Regions from separate parts of the Mus musculus genome. Here all the other regions are linked to region 2. A link is a loop called in an ENCODE intact Hi-C map of the cell type or tissue named here. Cell type or tissue: heart. All regions are shown on one strand.

Region 1 (8,000 bases), 580 kb after region 2:
CCCTCACATCCCCCAATCAGAGGCTAGGATGTGTGGAGCTGAGTGGCCAGTGCAGACTTGTACATCCTTAGCCCAACAGATGCTCCAAATGCACAGTATGCTGACTACAAGCATTGGGAACACACACACACACACACACACACACACACACACAAAATCGACCAAGCTGTCCCTGACTTACAACCCTCTTCATTTCAGGAGTGCCTTTCCTTTATAAACAGTCTTTATTTTTATGTCTAACCACGTGTTCCTGGTACAATTCATGGTACAGAAAAGAAAGTTGGAAACCCTAGATCCACTCCTATAAACAGGTTTCCTTGTTAACCTTGAATTTCAAGGGATGTTTCTATAGGTACTATACATACTCGCACACACACACACAGAGCTTGTGAAGCTCAAAAGACAACTTTCGGGAGTCATTTTTCTCCTTTTACCCTGTGTGGGTCCTGAGAATCGAACTCAAGTTGTCAGGCTTAGCAACAAGCGCCTTTATCTCGCTGAACCATCTCGTCCGCCCTAGAGTGTTATATGTTCCATACGGTATAAATGTATGCGTGTTGTGTGCGTGTGTGTCTCGGGAAATCCTGGGCATCCGCGTTGCAAGGCAGTTCCAGCGGTGACCTCTGGTCCTCTAATGCGTCGGTGCTACTACTGCAGGGAACCCCAAACCCAGAACGGGAGTCCGCCCACTGCACCAACCGCGCGTGCGCGAACCTTGCGGGTCACTAGCTTCAGTGCGCAGGTGCAGCACGAAGCGCTGGCGTCTGGCGTCACTAGCGCGCGGGGACATGCTACGGGGCGTCGCTCGGTGACGTGTTAGCCATGGAGACCCAGGAGGGTGAGGAAGACCGAGGGTGATGGGGAAACCGAGGCTGGGACGGCGCGGTTGTTCCCGTGGTCCGCATGCGTGGGGGAGGACGCGGCTCGGCCTGGTACGGCTGGGACGCCGAGGCTGGCAGCCGGGAGGGAGGATCAGTCCCATCCTCGCCTTGCTTGGCTGGACAGGTTTTAGCCAGCCAGGCTGGGGAGGTCGCGCAGCGGCGGCGAGCACTCGCCCAGCAGGCACCCGGCCCGCGCTGCAAAGCGTTCTCGACAAGTGCACCGGCCGCGAAAGTAGGGAAGGCAACCATTGCTGGTCAGTGGGGTCTGCTGGTGCAAACGCTGTGATACCAGCAGGAGAGAGAGGGAGGAAGGGAGAGAGAGGAGAGAAGTGAAAGAGGAGAGCGAGCGGGAGAGGAAGGGAGGGAGGTGGAGAAGAGAGGAGGGAGAAAGGCCCAGCAAGCCTATGCGGTGACTCACAAGTCCAGTTCCACGGGAAGGGACCCAGTGCCCTCCCGCACCTGCATGCACACCCCGCCGGTTCGGTTGCTGGCGGTGCACATATACAATAAATACATCTTTGTGCTTTGTTTTGTTTTGTTTTCTTCGAGTCAGGGTTCCTCTGTGTAATCCTGGCTGCCCTAGAATTCACTCTGTATTTCAGGCTGGCCTCAAAATTTAGAGATTTAGAGCGCCTCTGCCTCCCAAGAGCTCGGATTAAAGGCTTGCACCAGCTATAAATATCAAGGAAGACAAATGTACTTTCTATACGCCTGCCTTGTGAGGTTTGTAAGGTCATTTGTAAGATTTAACAGTTTAAAGGACATGTTGGGAGTGTGGCTCAGTGATAGTGTTCTTGCTTAGCACACTTAAAGCCCCAGGTGTGACCCACTGGATCACTAACTAGTTCAAAAGATGACCTTCTAGCCAGACCTGGTGGCACACCCGTAACCTCACTATTTGGGGGCTGAAGGAAGAGCACTTAAAGGTTCAAGCCCCATTTTGATCAGAGAGACACCCTGCCTCAAAAAGGTGTGTAGCTCACTCGTAGAGAGCTTGCCTGGGATGCAGGAACCCCTAGCACTGCCGAGGAAAGACTACAGATTGATTTACAGTTGGTTTCAGTGTGTTCCAGCTTCCTAGCAGAAATGAAGGTGCTTCTCTCAACTGGCCAGGGAGCTCGAGGGAAAACTAATACTTTTGGTTATCTTAAGCTGGTCTGACTCGGTCGCAAATTCCTATGCAAGTGGTGTCACAGTGGCAGGTATAGATGTGCCCACGTGCATTATGGGATTGCTTCTTAGCAGTACGTCACAGTCCTTCCTTCTTGTAGGTGTCTCCAAACAAAGCATACGTGAACGGATTTGGGACTACATGGAATCCCATGATATAGCTGACTTTCCCCGACCCGTTCATCACAGGATCCCCAACTTCAAGGTACAGAAGTGTCCCTGGCATTGTTAGAAAGGGATTAGGCTATTTGTGCCAGTGACATAGCTCCACTGCTTTCTGGTGGGACGGATTTGGGGGGCACAGTGTGCGGAGGCAGAGTCCAGAGGGCCTGGAGGACACGTGGTGTTTGGACGGGTCCTACTCCCTTACCCCTTAGGCCATGGTCTCTGCACTGTGGCAGCTCCTGGTGCTTTTCACGGAGCTGGCCTCCCTCAGCCACTTAAGGGGGGCTTGTGAAGCCCACAGAGGGAAGCCCAGCCTTTAGTACCAGCCCTGGGCCTCAGTGTCCTAACTGTTCAAAACATAAGTCAACCCAACTATTGCTGATAGTTTGCATGGAAAATAGCTTGCCTGAAAGAGGCAGTGTAAGCCAGGTGCTGGCTCAGAGGCACCTGGCAGGTGGAGGCAGGGGGTCAGGAGTTTGAGGTCATTCACAGCTACACTGTGAATTGGAGGCCTGACTGGGCTGCAGAAAACTCTGTCTCAGAGGGGGGGTGGTGTTTGAAAAAAACCTGAAGTGCTTTGTCAAGACATACCAAGGCCCTCGTGTGCTTAAAACCAGGTATCCACCAGCACTCTGTGTTGCCAGGACTTTCTTCCTACACTGGCCTCGCTCTGGTCCTGACCGAGTGTGCTGCAGACTGTATAGCCCCTAGAGGCCATCATTCCAAGTAGTTTTGTTTCTGTGATCTGTGGGAAACGGATGGAGTGCAGGAAAGAGGGTACAGGAAGCACAGGGCCAGCTCCTGGTCTCGGGACTGAGTCAGACAAATCAAGGCCTTCGGGGCATCCTTGTCCTTACACAAGCTCCGTTCTTTGTGGAAATCCCGCAGACTCTGCCCTTGGGATTTGGGCTCTCTTCAGAGTTTTCTTCACGTAAGAACTGAGTTCTGGGTTAGCCCCTTCCTACCCTGGGCTCTTTCTGTCTCCTTGGGGGAATCTGGGCGGATGCTGGGCTGTGATGCCCAGGCCAGACCTGGCCCGTCCGTGTCTTCACAGTGACACACAGTCACGTCTACACAGGGTGCTGCTCAGGCTGCGGGGCACCTCCCACACCTGCAAGCTTTCCATGTGGCCAGAACCATTAAAGTCAACCCGGACGCTCCTCAGAGAAACGCCCGCTTCCTGGTGCTGGAGGTAAGGGTGGCACTGTCTCTGCCTAACTAGGGGTCCTACCTGGCTGGCCAGAGCATCAGAGACCTGGAAGTCTTTGCTGGGACACAGGAAGTGAAAGTGGACCCTGATAAGCCCCTGGAAGGTGTCCGATTCCTGGCACTGCAGGTAACTCCTCTTTCCTAAGCTGCCCTCAGTCCTGAAGGCTCAACTTCCATCCCACTGCTGCATGGGTGGGCTCAGTGTATTGAGCTAGACTGAGCCATGACTTCAATTCTCAACAGTCTGTTTCTTTCACTACATTGTTACTCTTCTAGTCCCTGAAACAAAGAAACCTTCTCAGTTAGAAGTCTGATACGAAGTCTCCCATACAGCAGAGTCTGGCCACATCTCAAAGCAAAAGGAGCAACCCAGCATGGACTTACACTGCTTTTTTTTTTTTTTTAACTTTTTTCATTTATTTATTATATATAAGTACACTGTAGCTGTCTTCAGACACTCCAGAAGAGGGCATCAGATTTTGTTACGGATGGTTGTGAGCCACCATGTGGTTGCTGGGATTTGAACTCGGGACCTTTGGAAGAACAGTCGGCGCTCTTAACCACTGAGCCATCTCACCAGCCCCTTACACTGCTTTATAGCATCTCTGTCAGTATGAGAAGAGAACCCGGTGTGCGTTTTAATGCTCCTAGCTCTTAAGCGACTATAACTCCCAAAGCAGGCAGAGTGATTAAAGACAGACCCGCAAAGGTGTCATGGAAGGACACAGTTAATGTAATGTTACGGTAGCTCTGCTGAGCCAAGTCTGCTGCTGTTGGCACTGCATGTCAGGCACGGGGCTTTGGGGATCCCCCTGGAACTGCCAGAGGCCATGGGGATGACTTGCTTGTCTCCCACTGCTGTCACAGCTGTGCAGGACACCTTCCACATGGTCCAGGAAGGAAGGGCAGCGATGTGGGGCTCCCACCCTGTTCCCTAAGCTGATCAGGATTGAGCAGGATTTGGCCCGTGAGACTGCAAGGAGCAGCAAGGAACTGTGGCTGATGGAGGCCACAGGGGACGGACATTCTCCTGTACTGTCACCTGCAGTTCCCTTGAGGCCCTGAGGGGAGCTAGGCAGGAGAAAGGAAGCAGCCTGGGTCTGCTCAGGTGTTCCTTAGCCCGTATCCCTTTCCTCCTGCAGTGGAGAAAGCATGCGCCCGCCCTGTAGTTGACTGACTGTCTTCTCCCTCAAAGAGCAAAAAAACACTGCTGGTCCCAACACCACGACTGCGAACAGGGCTGTTTAACAAGATCACGCCACCCCCTGGAGCCACCAAAGACATTCTGAGGAAATGTGCCACCTCCCAGGTGAGTGCTGGAAACCCCACCTCAGGGGCTGTGCTTGTGGGTCAGTGTACACTGTAGAGTAGAACACCTCGGAGCAAAGCCATGAGAGCAGACAGGGTCAGCAGCTCCATCCGAGCAGTAGATCCCAGTATTGGGGACTCTGGCGCCCTCTTGTGGTGGTTTTGGGGCTGTGCACCTGTGCTTGCTGAAACAGTGATGGTCCCCTCCGCAGAGCAGGCTGGGAAGCAAGCCTCTGTCATTTGGAACCGCTGACAGGAGCCTGATTGCCTGTCACCAGACACTTCACAGTCCTGCTAAACTGGTCTGGAAACACACTCGAGGGATGGAGAGCCAGGGTTCGCGTCTTACATACAATAACACTTGGTGGCTTTTTAAAGAACCACAAACCCTGTGTCATTTCCATATTGTCCCCTGAGTCTCACATGTAGTGGCCGATTGGTTCACTCCTTCCTCATAATTTTTCTTATTGAAAAAGTAGGGTTGTCGGGGCAGTGACCGGTATGTGAATAAAATAACAATAAATAAAATAGACTTAAAAAATTGTCTGCGGCTTACAAAAATGTGCTATAAAGATATAATGTGTGTGCACAGAGGGCTGGATTTGTGAGTGCACATCTGAAATCAGCTGCTGGGCAGGCTGGTGTGTGAGCACTGCTGGTCCAAACCTGCCTTGGCCTCGCAGCAAGACCGTCTCAGAATAAAGATAAAAAGGAAGTGTGTGTGCGCGCACGCGCGCAATAGAGTGCTCCTCACTGGAGCTCTTCTGCAGATGTGTGAGAAGCCATATCCCATCCCATCACTGAGAAAATGGGAAAAAATTTTTAAAAGAAAGACGAGGGAAAGATGAACCGCGGTGCTGGTCAGTCCCAGGCCCACAGCCCAGGCAGGGAGGAGCCTATTCCCATGGCTGCAGAGAGGGACGGCATAGAGGGTGGGTGCCTCGGGCGTGCCCAGCCATGTGCTTTAGACAGACCCACACGTCTCCGACCTGCCTCAGAGGTGCAGTCGCTTCACACTTTATGCAGCGTCTGATGATCTGGACGACTGGCCACACTTGGGAGCCATTTCCAGAAGCAAGAGTGCACAACCACAAGGGGGGACCTGCAGTGTCTAGTCTAAGGTGCCTAACCTGTGGCCTCAAGCATCCTGGTGTCCCTGTGCTGTGACTCACCAGGCTCTGGCCTGCTGGTGTGCCTCCCATTCTGTGCTCCCCAGCATTAGTGCTGTGTGACTCTGTGTGGTCAGCTCCCTCTGGCCGTCTTCCTGGGATAGGGACTGTAGGAGACACCATCTGATTATTCCCGGAACTGGCTGTCCCAGGACACTGCCTCCTGGAGTGTGGTGTGGGACTCGCACCCACTCTGCCGGCTCACGTTTCCCTTCACAGGGTGTGCGGAATTTCAGCGTCCCAGTGGGCTTGGATTCCAGTGTTCTTGTGGATCTAGTTGTGGTGGGATCTGTTGCTGTGTCTGAGAAAGGTAAGCTAGAGACAGGCTGTCTGGATGTTCCTGAAGGCTACCCTGGGCATTCCCCACTTGCCTGTGTCCATGCTGAGAGCCTGACATCAGCCCCTGTGCCGCTCACCTTGCAGGCTTTCTGCTGTTCAGTCAGTCCACATGGCAGGCTGAGTGTGATAGGGATGGGAGGGATCGAGTCTCTCTCACACCTCAACCAACACAGTGTAGAACGTCCTCTCCCAGGCCTGTGTGGAGGCCCGCTCATGGTTGTAGTGATCCCACATTAACTATTAGCAGACTGGTGGTGAACCATAAAATCTCTCTCCTGCCTTTAGTTTTGGTTTTTAAAGATAGAATGTTGCTTAGCCCAGGCTAGCTTACAGTGTCCCTACAGTTTTCTATACTGTATACTCATAGTCATTTTCCCTCATCAGGTTCCCAGGCCTCCTATCCACCTCCCTCCAGACTCCCATGCACATGTGCCACCATGTGGGACAGTGGTTCTCAACTGTGGGTCGTGACCCCTTCGGTGCTTGCTTATCAGATATTTACGTTATGAGTTATAACTGTAGCAAAACCACAGCCATACACATGTACCACTGAGGTAACTGTATGGTTGGGGGTCAGCACAATGTGAGGAACTTTATTAAAGGGCTGCAGGGTAAAGATGGTTGGGGACCTCCTGCCAGTCTCCTGCCTCTCACCTCGCCATGTAGCCTGCATGTACTGTCTGCTGTCCCTCTGTCTCTGTCTCATTCCTCTGCCTGTGCGTTTTCTTCTCTCAGGAGCTCAGGCAGGTCTCAGTCTTAGAGAGTCATCTTAGTGGTGTGCTTGCTCCTGAGTGATGCTGTGGTGGTACCCAGACTCCAGGCGAGGAGAACCCAGGTCCACACTGGAATCCAAAGGCTGCTTGTTCACTGCTGTGGTCCTATGTTCTTCTGCCTGCATGGGCCCACGGCTGTGAAGCCCCACTGCACCCAGCCTCCCCTTTCCATCCGCCTTGCCTTCCCAGGACAGGAAAACCAAACACCTGTCCCTCGAAGTAGAGCTCTCTCCTCTGTCTTCACACACTGACTTCGGTTCTGATGGCAGAACCCCCGCCTTCCTCTGAGCCAGCCTCTTAGTGCTAACGGTAGGTCTGTGCCAGGGCACCTGGCCCTGCCCACTGCTTTTCACGGTGTCTTGCTGTCACGAGAGCCCCTCCAAGTGCCAGCGTGTTCACCGCACAGGGCATCTGAGGCTCCCTCAGTCACTGTGCACTTTCAGCGTTTGGTGCCTGTGGGTTCGTGTTCCGGGACCACCGTGGGTAACGGTGGACAAGAGGAACTCCGGGATCCCATCCTCTCCACAGAGGCCTGACAGGAATCCACTTCCACTGTGCCCCTTCTCCTCCCTCAGGCTGGCGAATTGGGAAAGGGGAAGGCTATGCTGATCTTGAATACGCCATGATGGTGTCAATGGGAGCCGTCCACAAGGGGACACCGGTTGTCACAATTGTCCACGACTGCCAGGTATGTCCTGCGGACCTGTGACAGGTGTCCCTGACATCGGCTCCGGGAGTTGGGGGTCGGGGGAGACACCTGCTCCTCCTCATGCACACCATTAGAGGTATCGAATGGCGATGGGCGATGCGTGGTTCCTGCTGGGCAGGCCCTGCTGTAACCTGACTGTCAACTCCCTCCCTGCCCAGGTCGTAGACATCCCCGAGGCTCTTGTGGAGGACCACGACCTCACAGTTGACTACATCCTCACTCCCACCAGGGTCATCACTACAGGCTGTGCACGCCCAAAGCCAACGGGCATCATGTG
Region 2 (8,000 bases):
AGCCAAGTCTCCATGAACAGCAGACCCTGTACAAGCTGAGCTGGACCCTAAGAGGCACTGAGGTGATGGTTGTGTGTTGCTCTGGGTGGTTGCATTTGTGGGTACATTAGCAGCACACCTACCCCCCCCCCCAGCTCCTAGCGCATGAGCAAATGTCCTGTGGCTTTCTCCCTTACACACCCATCTACTCACAAGCACAGAGGGCATGCAGATGCCAGAGGCTGTGGGTTTCCCTTCACTGAGAGGATCCCTGCCTTCTAACATGACATTCGTGAGTCTTCTGCTTCTAGCCACTCTTGTTAGCAGGGTGTGATATGATTGTGGGGGGCGACCGCCTGTCTTCTTTTCTGAGGCTGGGTCACTGGTTCGCACAAACTGGATTGAATCTGAAAATTAACCCCCAGCTTCCTGGCCGGTTGTCTAAGGAATCTTGTGGGGTGAGGAGGCAGATCTGGGTTCTCCAGTCAGGCAGCAGGTCCTGCTCTTGTGGTGACTGCTGGGGGGTGGGGCGGGTCTTAGAGGTGAGCAGCCTGCCTGAGACCTCTGCCTCCTGTAGGCAGGTTTCCTTGCCATCAGAGACACACACTCTGAAGAACTGAGAAGCGACTTCTGGGGAAGTCGCCTTGCTGGGACCTCTGACAGCTTTAGCAGAGGGGAGGTTTTCCATGACTTAAGCTGGGGGAGGGGTTACTGTCTTTTCTGTCCTCAAATGGGGGATGGGAGAAGGTTAGTGGGTGAGGCAGATCATGCGGAGGGAGATGGGGAGGCTCTTTAATGAAGCAGAGAGCAGTTAGCAGCCATCTTGGTCCAACATACTGGTCTCATCCGGGTTTGCATGATCTCCTGTCCTTCCTGTTTGAGCAGCAGTTGCAGCTGCATGGGGCTTTGCTGACATGATAGTGCTTCACTGTCCCCATCAAGACACGATGACTGTGAATTTGCCTCTTCCCTCCCCCCTCCCCAGCCCCTCCCCCCCCAGACAGGGCCTCACTGTGTAGCCCTTGCTGGCCTGAAACTCACTATGTAGGCTGGGCTAGACTGACAGAGATCTACCTGCTTCTGCCTTCTGATTACAGGCGTGAGCCACCGCGCCTGGCTGAATTAGCCCCTTGTGTTTCCTGTGCTAAATTAGCCTAATTCAGTTCTAGACAGCTTCATGAATAGATTTAAACAAAGTCCAGCAGCTAACAGGTCCTTAATGCTGGAAGGTGGGGGTGGAGGGGTTCCACCCCAGGTCTCTCTGATGGTAACTATGAGCCCAGGCCTCCTGGGTAGAAATCTACCATCATCAAGGCCTCCACCAGTCCCTGGGAGCCTGGGGCTCCTCATAGCCCTGTTGCCATGGCAACAGCAGACAATGGTTTCTGTGGAGTTCGGTTCTAAAAATAATTTCTAGATCGGTCAGGGTGAGGTGGGCTCTGCTGGCAGGTTCTAATGCCACAACAGGGAAGGGGAAATGAGATCCTAGCCTGGGAGATTGGCTCAGGCTCTGCCCTGGCCGGCTGGGCCTTTTTATCCTGAAGCAGCTAGAGTTGGCTTTCAGGGATGCAGCTGGCAGATCAGAAGAGGCCGCCTGGAGCGCTGTGAGGGTGCACCAGCTCAACCTGGAGGCTGAATAAAATGCTGACCAGGTATTCTACAGGCCTCCTAAGGAGGACCTTTCTGTGGCTCAGCACAAGCTCCAGATGTCATAGGGCAACTGCAGAATCAGTTCGAGAGAGAGATGGGCAGAGCAGTCTAGTGCTCGGGATCTGAGAGGTGGGCAGAGCCCATCCCGTGCCCCTGAGAGGTGGGCAGAGCCGCTCCGTGCCTGGGTTCTGAGCGCGCAGGGAGGAAGCAGCTCAGAGAAAAGATGGAAAAAAGGTCTCTGGGTAGAGAACTTGCTCAACATGCACAACGTCCTGTGTTCCATCCCCAGCACCATACGGATGTGGGATGTGGTGGCACACCCTGCATCCTAGCACTGCGGGGGCGGGGGGCGGGGAGGGGGGGAAGGCCACAAGTTGAAGGTCATCCTCTAATAGACAGTTTGACCCCATCTAATAAATAAATAAATAAATAAATAAATAAATAAATAAAAAAGGCAAGAGATTAGAGAGGCGGCTCAGTGGTTAAGAGCACTAACTGTTCTTCCAAATGACCTGGGCTCAATTTGCAGCACCCACATGGTAATTCACAAATATCAGTAACTCCAATTCCAGGGGATCCAATGACCTCTTTTGGGCTCTGTGGGCACCAGGCATGAGTGTGGCACACAGATGTACATTCAGACAAAGCACACACACACACACACACACACACACACACACACACAAAGGCAAGCCCTGTGTTTTCCTCAGATACTTAGGGGAGGCCAATCACTGCTGGTCTTTACAGCTTGGTCTCTGCTTTGACAGCTGAGTGTAGCTACATGAGCCCTGACCTCTGAGAAGGTCAAATGTCAAGTGTCATAAGCGACTCATAACTGATCGCTGAGGAAGTCTCCATCCTCTCAAGGCTTTGTGTTTGTGTGTGTGTGTGTGTCTGTGTGTGTGTGTGTGTGTCTGTGTGTGTGTGTGTGTGTGTGTCTGTGTATGTGTGTGTGTCTGTCTTGAGAAGGGATTCTGACACTGCTGCTGTCACTTGGTTGTGAGCTTGGTGACAGCGCCCTTGTTAGCCCAAGCAGTCTGAAGACCCAGAAGGCAGAGATGACCTTGATGTGGGTGGGAGTGTACATGGCTGGCGGATCCCAGAGACTCCTGAGTTTTCCCTCAAGTTTTTCTTTTCCAAATAGCAGGAACATTTTCTTAAAATGGCAACAGTGGATTCGTGGAGATGTCTCAGTGAGCAATGGCCCTTGCTGCACCAGCGCAATGACCTGGGTTCCATCCCCAGATTCCACGGTAGAAGAGAGCTCTCATCAGTGGTCCTCTGACCTCTGAATGAAAAGAAGAAACAGAAAAGGAAGGACACGACCATCCCCAGGTGTGCTGGGGGAGAAAGTTTATTGTTGATAAAAGGGAGAACATAGCCAGAGGCAGGAACATCTGGGAGAGGCCAGAGTGGATGTGACCCTAAAGCATGTGAGGAGAGGGGGGAGGGGAAGGAAGAGAGAAGAGCCAGAGACCAGGAGGCCAGGAGAATCATCATACATAAAAGGCCCGGATAACCAAAATGGTTGGATTATACAGGGAAGGGCAGCCCAGCTCCTGGGCTGGAGAGTTTAGTGTAATGGTATAACAGGAAGGGACTGAGGGATGCTGGGAGAATCTGGCAGCCAGGTCCACTTTGATGTGTTATAGGCACCTCAGCCATTTGTCATTGATTTTGAGGCCTTATCATGCACACATACACAAAGATGATTTGTAAGTTTAAAAAAAAAAAAATCAGCTGTGGTCGCCCACACCTGCAATCCCAGGACTTGGATGAGTAGAAGCAGAAGGATCAGGAATTCAAGCCTTCAGCTAGGTAAGGAGCTTGCGGCCAGTCTGGGCTACATGAAACTCTGTTACAAGAGAAACAAACAGCAGCAGCAGCAGCAGCAACAACAACAAAAAGCACAACAGAAACAAAGAAACAAAACCTTCCCACACCTGGGGGTTAGGAGGCAGCCAGGCTGAAGAAGCCTAGGCTAGACCCACAAGCTAGAACCATGGACAAGGTGATAGATGGATATGCAGGTCCAAACTTGGAATTAGGATGCACAAGGGTCAGATGAGGCCACGAGGTAGGGCCCTCAGCGTGAGGTTAGTGCCCTTGTAACAGAGGGCACCAGGGGGCGCTCTCTGTCTCCTTCTCGTCATCTGGACCTTAAGTGAAGGTGACAATGGACATACCAGGAAGGACCCTTACCAGCCTAGTCATGCTACCCCTGAGGCAGGTTGATAACTCCAGGCTGGGAAGCTGGGCTGGCTAACCTTACTGAGGCTGGTTGGGCCATAGGTCATCTCCAAATGACCACTGAGGCCAGGGTGACAATGCACTATGACAGGTCACCTCTGTGGGAAGAGGAAGAGAGTGGGTGAGCTGGGGGCTCAGGAGAGCAAGCCCTATTGTCCCTCCATCTACACAGAGGCTCTAACCTCCTCCCCTATCAAGAGCTCCAATCTGGGTTTCCTTCACCACAGTCTGGGTGGGCCTTGACAGTGACAGAGGTGGCGCTATGTGGCATCGCAGGATTGGTCATAGGAGGGGATGTCCCAGCCACCACGGATGAAGTGGTTTGTTCGGCAGTAATCACTAGCAGAAATGGGGGATGAGAAAGGGGAGGAGAGGCCGCTCTGTCAGAGCCTCTCTTTCTGGAAGTGAGAAAGGATGAGAGACAGGGGGATCACTGTTACTGTGACCCTGCTGTGCCAGAGCCAGAGCAGGGCCCGGCCATCCGAGGGGGTGGGGGGTGTCTCTGCCCTGTAAACATGAAGGACCCAAACTCAACCTCAGGAGATGCTGAGAGAGAAGCTAAGGGACTGGAACAGGTGAGGCCATGAAGGGCTTTCCAGACTCTTTACCCAGGTAGACAGCGCCTAGGGCCCCATTCCTGCACCAGTGCTGGCTTTTCCTAGATATCACTCTGGAGATGTGGCTCTGAGAGACACTCTGCTTTTGTTTTATCACGTGAGATTGTGTGTGTGTGTGTGTGTGTGTCCGCACATGTGCGTATGCGTGCATGCATTCAAAGTATTGGTAACTGTCGTCCTGAAAGCTTACTGCCTCAGCCTGCTCTCAGTCTGCTAACCTAGGCCTAGTCCTGGAAGCGTCTAGCCTCTGTATAATTTAGTGTAGGCCTAGAATGTTTCCAGCCTCTGAGATGCTGAGTAAGTTCACCCTTTCTAGTTCTTTCTGAGTGCTGCCTGGCTGGCTCAACTCAGCTGTTCTGGTTCAAACTCTTCTCCAAGCTGACTGATTCTCTTTTCCCTCAGCCCTTCCTCAGTTGCTCTACTTCACCTCAAAATAAGTTTAGCAATCTGTTCTAATCTTCTGGCTCCTTCTCATTTTCTGGCTCCTGCTGTCTTCACCTGTGTCTAGCTTGTTCTCTCTCTCTGCATCCTGTCTTTGTACAACTGTCTCAGTAAAACTGCCTCCTCCTCCTCCTCCTCCTCTTTCTCTTCCTCCTTCTCTCCCCCCCTTTTCTCTCTCTCTCTGCCTCTTTTCCTCTTTGTTCTCCTGTGAGTTGGACATATCCTATCTCTGACTCATTCTATAAATCTTTCTCCGAGTCGTCACTTTGTCTGCCACTCAGTCAGACATCACTTTCAAACATGGCTGCTCCCCTCTACGCAAACCCCAAACCTTCATTGTTTGGGATTACAGGTGAGTACTAAAGCTGTGTCTGTATTCCAGTCACACTGAGCCACACCAGGACGAGAAACTGCTTTTTCAGCAAATAATACAATCTTCAGGGTACACAGTGTGATCAAATATCCTGCAACACGTGTGCATATGTGAGCACATATGAGTGTGTGTGCCTGTGTGCACACGTGTGTGCATGCACATGCATGTGTGCATATGTGTGTGTGCACTTTCATGTGTGTGTGTGTGAACATGCATGTGCCTGAGTGCATGCATGTAAAGGCCAGATGTCAAGGTTGGATGTGTTTCTCAGACTTTCCCCGCCTTGTTTTGTGAGACTGATTTGGCTAGGCTGGGCAGTCGGAGAACCCTGGAAATTCTCCTGTCTCCACCACCACAGAGTGGTTCTGGGAATCTGATCTCCCACTCATGCTGGCACAGCAAGTCTGTTGCCAGCTGAGTCAGCTCTGGGTCCCTTCTGGCCAGTGGTTTTGCTGGGCAACCCTGTCTTCCCACAAGAATGGTGATTCTTGTCAGATTCTTGTTTCAAGGGACTCTGGCCCCAGGGGATAAATTGAGAATGGCCCTGCTCTTCTAGATCCTGGGAGCAGTCATCTCTGGCTAAACTGTTGTTAGGAGCACACCTGTGAGCTGTGTGGGCTCCTGGCTTCCTTGTGGGAAGACTTGAAACTCCCAGTCCATTCCGCTACTGGTTTTCTGACCTCTCGGGCTTGCTTTCTTTAGGAGTGGGTTTGGGCAGATTCCACGTGTGGTTTCCCCACTCCCCTGCCTCCGTCTGCTGAGGCACATTCCTGCCATCACCCTCTCCATCTGCTTACCTCGGTGCCTCCCTCAATTCCCTTGGAATCCCTCTCCTGTTTCTCTCTCCTCACATGAGTTTCTGGGTCTTGACTCTCAGAGCTACAAATGACAGATGGTTGGGCCAAAACCAGTCTGGACATATAACTGCATGCTTGCCTTGCGTGCAGGAAGCCATGGGTTCCGTCCCCAGCACTCAACCAGGACGTGATGATATAAGGCTGGGCTCTAACAGAAGCACTTAGGAGGTGGCAGCAGAGGGTTCAAAGTTCAAGGTCATCCTCAATTGTACCTGGGCTTGAGGATAGTATGGGCTTCCATGAAACTTGCCTCAAAACAGACAACAACAAATAAAACCCAGCAATAACAACGACGACAACTGGGGGCTGGAGAGACGGCTTAGCTGTTCAGAGGACGGAGAGCAATTACAGAGGGCCAGAGTTTCAGGATCCATAGTAGGTGGCTGAGACTGCCTGGAACTCTAAGTCCAGGGGCATCTCATGCCCTTGACCTTGACAAGAATCTGTATTCAGGTGCACACACCCATGTGTAGACCCACAAATATACACACACATAATTAACAAGTGAAAATTAGTCACCAGGTATGGTGATGCATACACAAACTCTATCTATCTATCTATCTATCTATCTATCTATCTATCTTCTATCTATACACACACACATACACACACACACACACACACACACACACACACACACACCTTCCTATACCAGCTGTACTGGCTGTTTTTCTGTGTCAACTTGACATAAGCTGAAGTTATCACAGAGAAAGGAGCTTCAGGTGAGGAAATGCCTCCACAAGATCCAGCTGTAAGGCATTTTCTCAATTAGTGATCAAGGGTGGGAGGGATCCCTGGGCTGGTGGTCTTGGGTTCTATAAGAAAGCAGACCGAGCAAGCCATGAGGAGCAAGCCAGTAAGTAACATCCCTCCATGGCCTCTGCATCAGCTCCTGCCTCCAGGTTCCTGCCCTGTGTGAGTCCCAGTCCTGACTTCCTTTGGTGATGAACAGCCATGTGGAAGTGTAAGCCGAATAAACCCTTTCTTTCCCCAACTTGCTTCTTGGTCATGATGTTTTGTGCAGGAATAGAAACCCTGACTAAGACAGCAGAAGAGAATCTTTACTGGATTGCAAAAGCAGCTGAGCAGATACAGGCTGTCCCTGGTCAGAATGGGCTCACTAGGACACTGATCCCACCAGAAGCCCACATGCTTCCTCCACATGGTGGCATAATGGCTGCTGCAGTGCTGGCGTGCGTGCGTGTGTGTGTGTGTGTGTGTGTGTGTGTATGTGTGTGTGTGTGTGTGTGTGTATACACATGGCGATGTCCAAGAACATGGGTGCCTCTTTGTCTGCATCCCTTCCAGTAGGAAGGAAGTTTCGCCCAACACTCCTCACTCTCAGGTTCTATGGGGAGGGAGGGCTCAGCAAGCACGCAGCTCTCAGGTTTTGGATGAGGAAGCCAGCCTGGCCCGAAGAAGTGTGGCAGAGCCTGGGACAGCAAGCTGAGCGTGGCTTAACCTGAATTGTCCTGCCTGACGCTCTCCTGGGCTCTGGGCAGCTTGACAGAAAACACTGAACGCTGTGGTCTGCTGACATGCACTTACCCTGACTCTCTGTTCTGAGGGTTGGAAGTAAGCCGGGGTTGAAGATATGCGTTTCTTTGACTGTGTGTCTGTTGATTCCAGGCGCCTGGTGCCAACCACTGAGCAGGGGGTTGGAGGGATGCAGCCGGCTCTCAGGAACCCCACCAGCAAGCTACTGCAGCCCTGGCCAAATCCCTGGACTCTGTATTCTGAACAGAGGGAGCCGGACACTCTGGCTAAGAATGACTGAGGCGCCAAAGGATTGCTTCAGGCAGAGGAGAGGCATCCACTGAATGGTCCTCTCCC
Region 3 (8,000 bases), 81 kb after region 2:
CCGTGCTATGGGGAGGGACATTGTGGTGGTGGTCGTAGCGCAGGACCCCAGGTGTGCTGTGAGCTGAGCACCAGATGCCAGCTTGGCATACCTCTAAGCTCCTGGTGCCACTCACTGTTCCCTGTCCTTCAGGCCTGTGTGTGGCGTGGCTGGCATCCCATCCTCACAGAGCAGCGCCCAGCACCATCTGCAGCACTCGGCTAGCACATCTGCCTCCCTGCCCCACTGCTCCCACACAGGGGGCACAGGCTCAGCGCTGGCATACCGGACCCAAGTGGACAACTCGCCTACCATCCTTATGCCCTCCAGTCTGCAGACCCCTCAGCCCCAGGAGCAGAATGGGATTTTAGACTGGCTTAGGAAGCTGCGCTTGCACAAGTATTACCCTGTCTTTAAACAGCTCACCATGGAGAAGGTATGTTGGCTACTCAGAGGGTCACACAAGGGGCTTGGTGTTCCTCTAGTAGCCTGTGCCCTGTCCTCATTCCTAGAGGGGCCAAGTAAGGCTTTTAGACGCCATAACATGGAAGAGCTTGGGTGGTGACCATATGGCTTAGTGTCAGAGGGGACCAGAATTTCACTCCCAGCCTGCAGGCAAAGCAAGACTTTATATAGCTTTTAATAGTTTTATAGAGCTTGGAAATGTTTCAGGTCTTGACAAACCAGGAACTCTATGACTTGAAATGGCTCCATCCCTCAAGGTGCGATAGGCCAAAGCTCACTCAGATACCGTTTGCTCCTCTTTAAAGCACCTCCAATACAGCTCATGTCTCAGTGTGGCCAGCTTACAGGGACACAAGCAAGTGGGGCTCAGATAACCAATTGATGCATTTAATGGTCGGACCTGAGGTCATGGAAGAACTGGCCTGCTCAGAGAGCCATGTTTTAGTGGACAGCTTTGACTAGGAATACGTGTTGGCATTTTCTAAGCCTCAGTGCCTAAGCCAAGGGATTCCTGCACAAGGTATTTGAAGTCTCCCCCTGCTGGACAGGATGACTCTTAACAGCTCCACCCATCTAAAACTCCACTTGTTTGTTAAACCTGGAGATGGAGCTTTGTAGACATTGGGAAGTGCTTGAGATGCCGCTGCTCAGGGCCGTAAATATTAACGACAAGAGATTTTCTTCCTACCATTTGTCATAATGAGTTTGCACTCATTTCTACTCAGCGTTATGGTGAGGGGACTGAGTCCTGCAGCTGGCTGTAATGTGGTAAGCCAGATGTATGGCCAGTTGTTGGGGTGTCAGGCCTGTGAGTTCACCATTTCATCTGGATAATTCTGCCTTCCTAGATTTCTTGGGTCCTCACCAAACTGAAGGTGATTTGCTGGGGGGGGGGGGGATCTTCCAGGTCTTAAGCCAAGTAACTGTGCTCTGTTCCAGTGTGCGGAGGCTGGCGGACACCAAGTCTCCAGGGGCAGGGACAGCCTTCAACTGTAAATGTCTAGTGTTAGAACTGCATCCCTAAGCCGGGCGGTGGTGGCGCACACCTTTAATCCCAGCACTTGGGAGGCAGAGGCAGGAGGATTTCTGAGTTCGAGGCCAGCCTGGTCTACAGAGTGAGTTTCAGGACAGCCAGGGCTACAGAGAAACACTGTCTTGAAAAAAAAAAAAAAAGAAAAAAGAACTGGATCCCTGCCTAGTGACTGGGCTGCAGGGTGCCTGTCAGCTATCCTGTGAGGTGCAGACAGAGGCCACAGCTTCTGAGAGCCGTGGGAAGCAGTGTCGTGTCCTTGCTTTTGTGTGCTATCCCTTTGATCTGTTCCCCTCTGAGACCCCATGAGCTTCAGAGTCCTGGTGGTCATCTCGGTTACTGTCTTGTTTCTCCTCTGCAAGTTCCTGAGCCTCACGGAAGAAGACCTGAATAAATTTGAGTCCCTCACCATGGGAGCAAAGAAGAAACTCAAGACTCAGCTGGAGCTCGAGAAGTAAGCATGCTGTCAATCATCTGATGCATGCTGGGGGGCGGGGCGAGCTCGAGAAGTAAGCATGCTGTCAATCATCTGATGCATGCTGGGGAGGAGGTACACACCTTCAGTCCCAGCACTCAGGAGGCAGATCTCGTGTTCGAGGCCAGCCTGGTTTACAGAATGAGTTTTAGGACAGCCTGAACTATACAGAGAAACTCTGTCTCGAAAAACCAAAAAAGAAAGAAAAGGAAGGAAGGAATTAATTCTCTGCTGTGTGCTTTGCTGGGTGTGGCCACAGTGCGCTCCTAGTGCTTAGGCCAGAGATTGGGGGGTTGAGTTTGAGGTAGCTTGGGCTACATAGTGAGACTGTCTCAAAACACCAAATGGACATGGAATGAACTGTATTCATTTTAATTTCTCATGTGCCAAGCAGTGTTAGAACCTGCAGGTTTTTAAATGCCAGTGTCCGGGTTACTTTATTTTTTACCCAGTTCTCAGGGGGCATTCAGCACCACAAGGGTAGCTCCGGCCTCTGAAACCCTCTGGGAGACTCATGCACTACGCTTGTCATTCACAGGGAGAAGTCAGAGAGACGGTGCCTCAACTCCTCGGCCCCATCCTTGGTCACCAGCAGCGGAGTGGCTCGAGTCACCCCCACCAGCCACGTGGGGCCTGTGCAGCCTGGGCGTAGTAGCAGCCACGCTTCAGGTGTGTGAGGCCTTGTGTCCAGATGTGTGGTGGGTATACAGCTGTGGTATGGTGGGGTTTTGACTTTAGAAGAATTTAGACTTCCCAATCACTCTTGTTTTATATTTACAGGTTTTAAAAGATATTTTATGACTCAATAGTGTCTAGTACAGGCAAGTAACTGTACAGAAGGCCGTGGGTGCCAGCCACTAGTGCCTGGCCTAAGGTTATTGGGGCAGCAGTGTTAGATCCTGAACGCTTATGCTCCCGTCCTTCATGTGCTCGCCCATCCTGCAGGAAGCACTGAGCTCTGCTCTGCTCATCCTCAAGACGAGCAGCGCAGTGCAGCCTGGGAAGGAACCAGTGTGCACCAGACAGTGCTGTGGGGCTGGAGAGGTGGCTTAGTGGTAAAGAGCACTGGCTGCTCTTCTAGAGTTCGGTTCCCAGCACCCATATGGCAGTTCACAACTGCCTGTAACTTCAGTTCCAGAGGATCCAGTATCTTCGCACAAGCATAAATGCAGGAAAAACAAATGTATTTGAAATAAAAGTAAATTTTAAAAAAGAAAAAAAGAAGTGCCCTCTTTGACGTGTCACCTAACGTACCACCTTGAGTGCTTGGTGCAGTTTTCAGATTCTTGAAGCTTGGTCTGACTTTGGCCAGGCCCTGCTTCCTAGTGTCCACGTGGTGCTGACCTCTGCCTGCCTTCTCCACAGAGCTGCGGGTGGAGGTGGAGCCGCCGGCTCACCAGCTGCCCCGAGAGGGCAGCTCCTCCGAGTACTCCAGCTCCTCCTCCAGCCCCATGGGTGTGCAGGTTCGCGAGGAGAGCTCAGACAGCGCCGAGGAGAGCGACAGACGTAAGATCCTTGTGCTGGGGCCTGGGGCCTACCCACCCACAGAGCCTGCAGTACCCTGCTAACAGTCTTCCCTGTCCTCAGGTGTGGACATCCATGTCGAGGGGACTGAGAAGGAGAAGCCCGTGATGCTGCTGGCTCACTTTCCGTCCAGCTCTGCGAGACCCACGGCCCAGGTTCTGCCTGTGCAGAACGAGACCGGCTCCAGCCCTGCCGCTCACCACCCTCTGCCCCCGCAGCTCATGCCTGCAGCCTCCCACCTGGCGCCTGTCCGCATGCTGAACTCCGTGCACAAGTCAGACAGGGGCGGAGCGGACGTGAAGCTCCTCTCGTCGTCTGTCCACTCCCTTCTGTCTCTGGAGGAAAGGAACAAGGGCCCTGGTCCTAGAAGTGGCACGAAGGTGGACAAGAGCTTTGGTGGTGCTGTGCTGGACCCACTGCCCTCGGCAGCACCCCATCCACCAGGGCAGGGCCTCTCGGGCCTTGTAGAGAACAACGCGGTGTCACCTACCGTCTCCTTTGGTCCCCGGGCCAAAGTTGTGCATGCAGCCACACTGGACAGGGTGCTGAAGACAGCACAGCAGCCAGCCTTGACTGTAGAGAGCAGCTCAGCTACCACAGGGACACCGAGCACCGTCCTGCATGTGGCCCGGCCACCCATCAAGCTGCTGCTGGCTTCCTCTGTGCCCGCGGATGCTGCCATCGCCGGGCAGACTTCTTGTCCCAACAACGGGCAGATCAGCGTGCCCCCTGCAATAATGAACCCCCGGACTGCTCTGTACACAGCCAACACCAAAGTTGCCTTCTCTGCGGTGAGCAGTGTGCCTGTGGGCCCACTGCAGGGCAGCTTCTGCGCCAATAGCAACACTGCCTCCCCCAGCAGCCACCCCTCCACTTCTTTTGCGAGCATGGCCTCTCTACCCAGTTGCCCAGCCCCCAGCTCCAGTCCCGCCCTCTCTTCTGTCCCCGAAAGCAGCTTCTACAGTGGCGGTGCTGGCAGCAGCTCCCCAGGAAACATTCCTGCCTCAAGCCAGAGCCACCACCATCACCACCACCATCAGCAGCCCCCCGCACCCCCCCAGCCTGCACCGCCCCCACCTGGCTGCATTGTCTGCACGTCCTGTGGGTGCAGTGGCAGCTGTGGCTCCAACGGCCTGACGGTCAGCTATGCCAACTACTTCCAGCACCCGTTCTCAGGGCCGTCCGTGCTCACCTTCCCTTTCTTGCCCTTCAGTCCCATGTGTGGCAATGGCTATGTCAGTACCCAGCAGTATGGTGGTGGCTCTGCCTTTCCTGTGGTACACACACCCTACAATGGCAGCGTGACTCCAGACCCCGTCCTAGGTGGGCAGTCCACGTTTGCAGTGCCACCCATGCAGAACTTCATGGCTGGGACGGCGGGGGTGTACCAAGCCCAAGGCCTGGTGGGCAGCACCAATGGCTCCAGTCACAAAAAGAGTGGGAATCTGTCCTGTTACAACTGTGGGGCCACTGGCCACCGAGCCCAGGACTGCAAGCAGCCGTCCATGGACTTCAACCGGCAAGGTAAACAGGTCAGGGGGAGCCACGTCCTCCTTGCTCTGTGGCTTGTGGCTCCTGAGAGAAGGAAGCAGGAAACTTGCTTTGTTTTGTTCTTTAAAATGATTTTTATTCACACAGTTTTTTTTTTTTTTTTTTTTTAAGATTTATTTATTTATTATTATATGTACGTATACCGTAGCTGTCTTCAGATGCACCAGAAGAGGGTGTCAGACCTCATCACGGGTGGTTGTGAGCCACCATGTGGTTGCTGGGATTTGAACTCAGGACCTTCGGAAGAGCAGTCAGTGCTCTTACCCGCTGAGCCACCTTTCCAGCCCCCACAGTTTTTTTTTAAAGACATTTATTTATTTTATATATGTGAGTACATTGTGTAGCTATCTTCAGACACACCAGAAGAGAGCATCAGATCCCATTACAGATGGTTGTGAGCCATCATGTGGTTGCTGGGAATTGAACTCAGAACCCCTGGAAGAGCAGCCAGTGCTCTTAACCGCTGAGCCATCTCTCCAGCCCCAATAAACTTGTTTTTAAAGGCAACTTATTTAAAGAAACCCAGGCTTCTTCTGTACCCATGTTGGGCCATTCACAACTGCCTGTGGTTTTAGATCTAGGGAATCCACTGCCCTCTCCTGGCCCTCTGTACACACCTTAAAACAAGAACCCCAGATGCTCTACCCAAACACAAGAAGCTGGGTGCAGCCAGCGCTTGCTGCCACCTCCTGGAAGATCTGTAACACTTAAGGATTTAGCCATGAGATAAGGAATCCCTAGCTAGCATAGCCCCCTCTGTTGGTCTGTCCGTTGAGTGCAGCTGTGTGCCTGTGTCGGGCTGTGTCCTGCTGACTGACTGGCTGCTGCTTCCTTCCAGTGTTTGTTTCCTGTAGTTTGTGTTATCAAGTTGAAATGCCTACTATATGATGCCAGGTTTATTCTTTTGTTTCATTGTCTGGTCTCAGCCTCCAGAATGCTGGGATGATTAACACGTCACACCCCAGGTTCACCATGGTCAGGACAGTTGGTCCCACTCTGCCCAGCTCTGGGTTCCCAGCACCTCCATCTCTGGTTGTGCAGTTTCCCATTGATCCTCACCACCTGCAGAGCTTTTGAAGCCCAGTCAATACCTGTGGCCGGAGAATGCAGTCGTGGTGCAGGTTGCCGCATCCCTTCCCAGTGCCGGCCTGCATCTGCTCGGTCCAGGCCCTCCCTGCCCCTGGGTGTTGCCAGCTTGAGTGTGAGGTCTATGCCCAGAGAAAGATTCAAGGCACTGAGAAGTGGTCAGTGGTGCTCTGTCGGTCACTTCCCCCAGAAGGTCTCGTACCCGTGGCATGCGGCTGTGCGAGGGCGTGGTCAGTCCTGAGTGGCATCTCAGAGCAGGTGGGCGGTGTGTGCACTTTTGTGATTGACTCAGGCTTCACCCTCTTCTCTCTCTCTTTCTCTCTCTCTCTCTCTCTCTCTCTCTCTCTCTCTCGTTCTCTCCAGGAACTTTTAGGTTGAAATACGCCCCTCCAGCAGAAAGTCTGGACTCCACGGACTGATCCTTTTTTTTTTTTTTTGGCAACAGAACATTTTATTAAGCCATGAAAAATCACATAGAGAACTGAAGTCAAGTTGCTGTGGCGCCATGGAGACCTAAGGAAACCACAGAGAGCTGAAGTCGAGTGGCTGTGGAGCTTAATGTTTTTAACCCAAAGGTGCTTTACTTAACTATACTGGAGAGAGTCTAGTGTGCAAGTTCGTCAAACTCGATTTCATTGCCAAATTCCTAGTCTTGGAGCTTGGTCCAAGGATTGCCTAGTGGACAGCGCTATGGCATATCGTGGCCGTCACACCATCGCTGCAGCGTGAAGACCTGTCTCCTGAAGCTCGGTGGTCCTTCTAGGCTCACGTAATTCCAGGGCAGCTATGCACGACCTGAGTCAAGACTGCAGGTCGGGGTTCTCTCAAGTCCCCCAGTCGGATCCGGGACCCCTTTCTGGGCTAGGAAGCGCCCGCTGGATTTTGCTGTTTCCTAAAGTAGGAGCCTCCTCTCTGGCTTCTTAAGGATTGCACTACCTGACACAGGCCTCTGCGGTCTGGGAGGCAGACTCTGCTGGGACCCGACAATGTAGGGGACTCCCATCGGTGGGCATTGGAGTTGGCACCAGCAGGCTGCTCCGCCAAATACACCCCGAAGTCGATTGCAGGGTGTTCTGTAGACACTTGGAGCAGTTCCAGGTTTTTAATATCTTTTTCTGTAAACAGATTTACACGATATAGTAAATAAGTCATAGCGCACTCTCGACAACTTCATCTGTAAGGGTCCAGGTCCCAGGGGTCCGTTACCGACCGAGGCTGGAGACCACCCCTCCCGCTGGAGGCTTTGAGCCTGCTCTCTCCAAACAAGAACCAACTCTTGAAGACTGGGGGATGACTCGGCTTTGTGGGTTGGCTGTGACTGACGCGCCTCATTCTTCCGGAAGCTGGCAAGCTGTTGTCTCAAATGGCTTCCCCAGGACCCCAGCCCCAGAGCTCACTGCTGATGGATTCAGACTTGACACAGACATCCAGCAGTAATGCAGACCTGTGATTCATGAACAAAAGACTGGAAACTGTCGGCTTCTTTTGTATTAGGCTATGTGTTGATTGTTAATTCCGTTAAAATTGCCTGGAAAACTTCAGTAGAGAGATGCAAGACTCCTCCTCGAAACCGCTCACCAGTTGCAGTCCAGACCGGGGTGGGGGTGGGTCCTCACTCCTCAGCATGGTGTAAACGTTCGACACACCACAGCGGAGGCATAAGGGACTTAAACCTCCCTCCGAGGTTAAAGGGAATTTTATGCTCAAATAACATTATAATGCTAAAGCCTTCGGTATTAGAAAATCGATGGTAATATTCTGCCAAGGATTTTCCAGCCTCCTCCTCATGGAGAAGAAAAATCATAGTCCTTAAACATTCTTCAGACGGGACAGTCACCCTCATACAGAATTAGTGTAAATCACAAAATGCCCCAGAACTGGAGGCGTTGT

What was found. Hi-C counts contacts between places; a loop is a spot of excess contacts. Peaks named below come from ENCODE experiments on the same cell type or tissue, not always from the same donor. Only the 100,000 strongest peaks of a DNase experiment are listed, where the experiment ranks them.
Region 1: it touches region 2 in a loop (2.3-fold over the local background); 2 of 42 quality-filtered maps call a loop at or near these places.
Region 3: it touches region 2 in a loop (6-fold over the local background); 20 of 42 quality-filtered maps call a loop at or near these places.

What each region holds. Positions count from the first base shown.
Region 1 is chr8:121,101,126-121,109,125 of GRCm38, reverse strand. It overlaps Mthfsd (methenyltetrahydrofolate synthetase domain containing), which reads left to right and starts at 789. Exons shown (of 9, transcript NM_001372381.1): 1 at 789-838; 2 at 2,153-2,256; 3 at 3,439-3,552; 4 at 4,621-4,734; 5 at 6,122-6,212; 6 at 7,590-7,702; 7 at 7,882-8,000. The coding sequence starts at 823. In heart, CTCF peaks have their summits at 623 and 4,894 (motif pointing left); DNase peaks (open chromatin) are centred at 755 and 4,885; H3K4me3 peaks cover 2,132 bases; H3K27ac peaks cover 1,468 bases; H3K27me3 peaks cover 2,245 bases.
Region 2 is chr8:121,681,383-121,689,382 of GRCm38, reverse strand. No RefSeq gene overlaps it. Among named protein-coding and RNA genes, the nearest start is that of Zcchc14, 33 kb to the right of the region's middle. In heart, no CTCF peak of the experiment used is centred here; a DNase peak (open chromatin) is centred at 3,792; H3K27ac peaks cover 535 bases.
Region 3 is chr8:121,600,805-121,608,804 of GRCm38, reverse strand. Zcchc14 (zinc finger, CCHC domain containing 14) reads left to right here. Exons shown (of 13, transcript NM_080855.2): 8 at 133-415; 9 at 1,837-1,928; 10 at 2,488-2,618; 11 at 3,315-3,455; 12 at 3,537-4,997; 13 at 6,474-8,000. The coding sequence ends at 6,529. Among named protein-coding and RNA genes, the nearest start is that of Map1lc3b, 14 kb to the right of the region's middle. In heart, CTCF peaks have their summits at 989 (motif pointing left) and 5,764; DNase peaks (open chromatin) are centred at 3,834, 4,804, 5,764, 6,194 and 1 weaker place.